2 separate regions of the Homo sapiens genome follow, and region 1 is linked to region 2. Evidence: chromatin loops called from intact Hi-C (ENCODE). Cell type or tissue: natural killer cell. All regions are shown on one strand. Each heading gives the region's core, and the rest is flanking DNA. Links, peaks and the distances in the headings are about the cores only.

Region 1 (2,811 bases), core at 200-2,699, 160 kb before region 2:
GGTCTGCAGGCGTGAGCCACCGCACCTGACTTCCATGCTGCTTTTCTCGTGACAGTGAGTGAGTTCTCCAGAGATCTGATGGTTTTATAAGGGCCTTTTTGCTCAGGACTTCTCCTTGCAGCCGCCACGTGAAGAAGGATGTGTTTGCTTCCCCTTCTGCCATGATTGTAAGTTTCCTGAGGCCTCCCCAGCCATGCAGAACTGTGAGTCAATTAAACCTCTTTCCTTTATAAATCACCCAGTCTCTGGCATGTCTTTGTTTTTTTTTGTTTTGTTTTGTTTTGAAGACAGAGTCTTGCTCTGTTGCCAGGCTGGAGTGCAGTCGCACGATCTTGGCTCACTGCAACCTCCGCCTCCCAGGTTCAAGCGATTCTCCTGCCTCAGCCTCCCAAGTAGCTGGGACTACAGGCACCCGCCACCACTCCCAGCTAATTTTTGTATTTTTAGTAGAGACGGGTTTTCAACACATTGGGTAGGATGGTCTCAATCTCTTGACCTCGTGATCCACCCTCCTCCCAAAGTGCTGGGATTACAGGCGTGAGCCACCGCGCCTAGCTTGAGTATGTCTTTATTAGCAGCATGAGAACGGACTAATACAATCCAGAAGAACTTTTCAAGGGGGTCCCACAAGGTTATGTTTTGTACCACTGTCTGCACTCAAAAGAGACTCCCTGAAACTCACAGGGTTCAGAGTTGCAAAGAATGTGAGGTGTGATCTAATACCTCCAACTTGAGCTATTTATCATTTCAGGTACTGAGAGGCTATGTTACATCCTCTCCAATTGATGAAGATTTGTTCTTAATCATTGACTGAGGGAGAAGACACTTGGAATTTTCCATTTAAATCTCAACTCAAGAGCTTTCTAGATGCAGTAAGCTAGGACATCACTCTGGATTGTATTGTAAAATTAATTCAAACATTGTTTCCAGTTTTTAGGTTTACATAAAACAGTGTCCTTTAAGACAGGCTGATTATTTGAACAGAATATCAGGGTCATTCCCATCTCCATCTCATTAGCTTTATTCACTTATGCACATGCACACACAAAGTATCTACCAGCTGCCCCCCACATAAGTCACAGTGTGATCGTCACTGAGCAGGTGGGTAGGGAGGAGTCAGCCAGCAAACACAGGGCTGCCCCTCCAGGAACTTCCTGGTATTCCAGCCTCCAGCAACGACTGAATGCCTCTAGTCTGCAGCTTCCACTTCATTTTCTTCCTTTTCATCTCTTTTCCATTAGTATCTGTGCCTTCCGAAATTACAACTTGGTCGTCTAAGGCATTCAAGTTGATCCGCTTAAGGCAAACTGAGATGTGAGTAACCAATACATCCAGACCTCCCGGGGGCCGCCATTTTGCTGACAAGTATGACTTTGCCACAAACTAAAATGAAGCTCCACTTATTTCTCCTCTTTTGCATCCTCTTCCAATTGACGGCAAATGCAGGGAATATGTTTTTCGTGCCAGTTGCTTTCTAAGGCCTCTTGACTGCTCAGATAACTGTTTTGCCCAAGAGCACTAACCCTGTCCATGTTGGAAACGTGCTTGGAGTCCTAATTCAGGGCCCATTCTAGGCATTTGGATTTGAGAGATGAATCAAGACCTTGCCCACCAGGAGCCCACAGCCTAGTGAAGCACACCACCCGCAGCAGCAGTTACAACACAGGAAGTGCTGCAAGGGAGGTGTGAACAGACTCTCACCAGGGACCACAGGCTACAAGGCCTCCCTAACTAAAGCCACCCCTCTAGCACGGCACAGAGAATTACATGGGACTTGGGGCAGCTGGCCAAGGACCTGTACCACTCCCTTTGGGTTTTACATTTCTCTCGAGGGTTTTCTCATTTCAATTACTGTTCCAGTCACCACACTGATCCCCTCAGGCCTACGGCAAGGTGGGGGCACACTGCTTTCATTACTGAAAAAGTAAGGCAGAAGAAAGGGAGAACATCTGAATCTTCATCTATGGAATGGGGAGGAAAAACAGTAGCTACAGTGTCTGCACATAAAGACGTGATCACAGCGCCTGACACAAAAGCAGCGTTAGCTTTCGTTGCTGGGACCTACCACTGTTGGGCGATGGTAATAATCATGAACTCAGATCCAATCCAGGACGGAGCCTGCTGGAGCCTGCCCGGGACTCCCAAGCACAGGCAGCTGCACATCACACCCCCTTCTCACGGTGGCTCTCCACCCAGACTCAGACACAGCTCTCTGCTAGGGAAGAAAGTGAGGGCTGGCCCGGCAGGACAAGCCCACATCCAGCAGAGACTGGTGTGATCCCACAGCTTCGCCTGTTCCCGGGGTGCGTGTCGCCATCCACCACCTGCTGTAACTCTGAGATCCTTGTGGGCAGGAAACATGGCTTCATTACACGTTGTAGAAAAGGGGCTGGGAACATGGGAAATTTCTAATCTGGAAGGGGCTCTTGGAGAGAGTTATGTCCAGCTGTTTCACTTTAAAATACAATTACTGATGACATATTTTTTAAATGCCGAAAAATTAAAAGAAAATTTAAATGGTCCACCTAATCCCCGACATAAACGGATTAGCCAAATGTAAATTTTTTTTAAGTGATAAACATGCCCTTTAAAAAAAAAAAGGCAAAACAGCACAGGAAGGAAGAAAATTAAAGCTAAAACATTTTGTTCCCTCTTGCTTTTTTTTTTTTTAAACATATGGGGTCTCACTGTGTTGCCCAGCTGCAGTCTCAAACTCCTGGGCTCAAGCTCCAGCAGTCCTCCCTCCTTAGCTTCCCAAATAGCTGAGACTATAGGTAAGTGCCACCAAGCCCACCAAGCTCCCAGCTAATT
Region 2 (2,811 bases), core at 287-2,786:
CCATGAAACCGATAGCCTCACCCTTTCACTAACGCAGGCTTAGGAGATGGTGAAATCACACGTGACTTGGATGTCATTACTTTTACCCACCATTTTATAAGGGATTTATTGCCTCAGCGGTGACAGCACTAAATCAGTCCTATGAATCTATGCTTGTCAAGAGGAATGGACAAAACTCACTTTGATTCCTTTGTCTCTCTGATATCTATCACATTTATTCCTTCGTTGACCAAACCCGGGCTTGCTTTGGCAATAATGGCTAATGGGCGGCATCTCATCCCCGGCTCCTACAGAGCCAGTCATGGAATGGCCCACAGCTTGTGTTTCTCAGACCCCCTTCTCAGTTCTGGCTCAGGCCCTTTAGGAATCATTTATCCTGGGGCCTGACTACCAAGCAGGGCTGCGAAGAAGGCCTTGAGAGGAAAGCGTGGGGCAGAACGCTGCCAAAAAAACAGCCCAATCTGGCTCTCAGCCAACCAGCTGGCTGCTGCGGGAAGGCCTCTCCCAGCCTCTCCAGACCCCCCTTTGTCTCCCTCGGCCTCCCTTTCTCAGCTGTCTCGCCTCAGGTAATCATCCACACTCTGCACTTCCCCAGCTCTTTTTATTCCCGCATTTCAGATCACTTTACACACGTTAATTAAGCCTTAAACCACTCAGGAAAGAAAAGCAAAAGGCGCGTGGGGATGTTTGCACTGCGCCCCTCCCAGCTGCTCTGGCCCCGGAGCAGGCCAGCCGCGAGCCGCCCCACTCCCAGCCCGGGAGGAAGGAGAGCCGCAGAGGCTGCTGGAGACCGGGAGGGCTTCTCCTGCGACACGCAGGGTAGGGGTGTCGAGGGTGGAAACTGACTCCACACATCACAGAACACCCCGTGTCATTGAGAGGCGCATGTCATTGTTACGGGACAACCTCCCACATATGGTCACCCGCTACAGTTGATCCAGATGACCTTTGGAAGGTGGGTCCTGGGCAAGACTGCTGGTGGAAAGAGGCGGTCTCTGCATCACACCTGGATTAGGTGCACTTCAGTCTGTGCCATTGTGGTCGTGATCGTGGGTTTTTGAATCAGAGATGTCTTAGTTCACATCTGGGCTCTGTTGTCTCCCAGCTCAGCTGTCTTCCACATATTGCCTGATATCCCAGGCCCCACGGTCTTATCTGCAAAGTGCATGTGATAGTATCCACTACCCTCCCCCAACCTGGATTTTTGTGGAGGATGAAATTAGATCATGCATGCAAAGTATTGGCACGCCAAGTGGTAGATGTTAGAGCTTGTTTGAGCCATCTTTATGTTTAGTCCCAGCCAGTCTGAATTAATGTAGTTCTGCTATGGCTGCTTGGACCCTCTAGCTCAAATTGGTGCTAAAGTCTCTCATTCACAAGAAATGGTGGGGAACTCCAGATGAAGTCTGTAGTTTAGTTAATCATCTGTATCAGTGGTAATTTTTTAGTTTTGGTAAATGTGTCATGGTTATTTGAGTACTAACATTACAGGAAGTTGGGTGAGTGGTGTGAACTCTTCTGTTTTTGCAACAAATGCTCATCTAATGATAACAATAATCTTATGAAAATACATCAAAATTCGTAATGGCTACACAGCGGGTGTCATACTTCACCTGATATGGTTAGGTTTTGTGTCCCCACCCAAATCTCATCTTGAATTGTAATCCCCATAATCCCCACAATCCCCACGTGTGAAGGGAGAGACCTCAAGATTCAAGGTAATTGAATCATGAGGGCAGTTTACCCCATGCTGTTCTCGTCCTAGTGAGTGAGTTCTCACAAGATTTGATGGTTTTATAAGGGGTTCTTCCGCTTTTACTCGACACTTCTCCTTCCTGCCACCTTGTAAAAAAAGGTGCCTTGCTTCCTCTTTGCCTTCTGCCATGACTGTAAGTTTCCTGTAGGCCTCCCTAACCATGCTGAACTGTGAGTCAGTCAAACCTCTTTCCTTTATAAATTACCCACTTTCAGGCAATTCTTTATAGCAGTATGAAAATGGACTAATAGATTACCTATATTTTTAGTGTACTATATTAAGATACCTCCATAGTGACCAAAAACATGCCAAGTCTTCGTTACCAAAATAAGAGGCAATTTATGTTATCTCTAGCTGTTATCACCACCAAGAAAAATCCCTTGGGTTTTCAGTGCCTACAAGGTACCGTATTGAACCTTAAAATAGCAAATGTTACTATCCGGTAAAACCACTACCTATGTGGCAGTCATTTTAAAGTAGGTTTGGATGTAAGATACTTGATAACCTTACCGTATAAGCCCCCAGTGCTTCCCTTATTTCACAGAAAATGAATGGCTTGCCAGTCAATCAGCTCCAAGCTTTCCCTTTTGGTGGGTGGTGACTAGGAAGAGCAATCTTGTCAAATAACACTGTAGATTATATCCGCTTGCCACTCTGAGTAGTTTTTGAGAGGTTCATCTTAAAATGCTGAGGATATCTTTTCTTTCCCTAACTTAATAAGGAGCAGATAATTTAAATCCTTTTATGTTCTCATTTTTTAATACCATGCAAATTGTACTCGCAGGGGGTCAGAAGGAGATCTTTCTTCCTTTCTTCCTTTCTTTCTTTCGACAGGGTCTTGCCCTGTTGCTCTGAGGCTGGAGAACAGTGGCTTGGTCATAGCTCACTGCCACCTCGAATTCCCCAGGCTCAAGCAGTTCTCCTGCCTAAGCCTCCAGAGTAGCTAGGACTGCTGGTGTGTGCTAATTTTTCTCATTTTTTGTAGACACGGGGTCTTGCTATATTGCACACACTGGTTTCCTGGACTTAAACAATCCTCCGGCCTCAGCCTCTCA

Evidence for each region. Peaks named below come from ENCODE experiments on the same cell type or tissue, not always from the same donor. Only the 100,000 strongest peaks of a DNase experiment are listed, where the experiment ranks them.
Region 1: it touches region 2 in a loop (12-fold over the local background); 2 of 110 quality-filtered maps call a loop at or near these places.

Annotation. Positions count from the first base shown.
Region 1 is chr14:89,464,965-89,467,775 of GRCh38, forward strand. It overlaps a transcript of FOXN3 not described here. Among named protein-coding and RNA genes, the nearest start is that of FOXN3-AS1, 49 kb to the left of the region's middle. RefSeq lists enhancers at 921-1,840, 1,841-2,760. In natural killer cell, for the core only: no CTCF peak of the experiment used is centred there; DNase peaks (open chromatin) are centred at 1,677 and 2,199; H3K27ac peaks cover 1,367 bases.
Region 2 is chr14:89,624,892-89,627,702 of GRCh38, forward strand. It overlaps LOC105370617 (a long non-coding RNA gene), which reads left to right. Exons shown (of 6, transcript XR_944131.3): 2 at 2,742-2,811. Among named protein-coding and RNA genes, the nearest start is that of FOXN3-AS2, 50 kb to the left of the region's middle. RefSeq lists enhancers at 654-1,227, 1,899-1,958. In natural killer cell, for the core only: no CTCF peak of the experiment used is centred there; DNase peaks (open chromatin) are centred at 1,480 and 1,620; H3K27ac peaks cover 2,248 bases.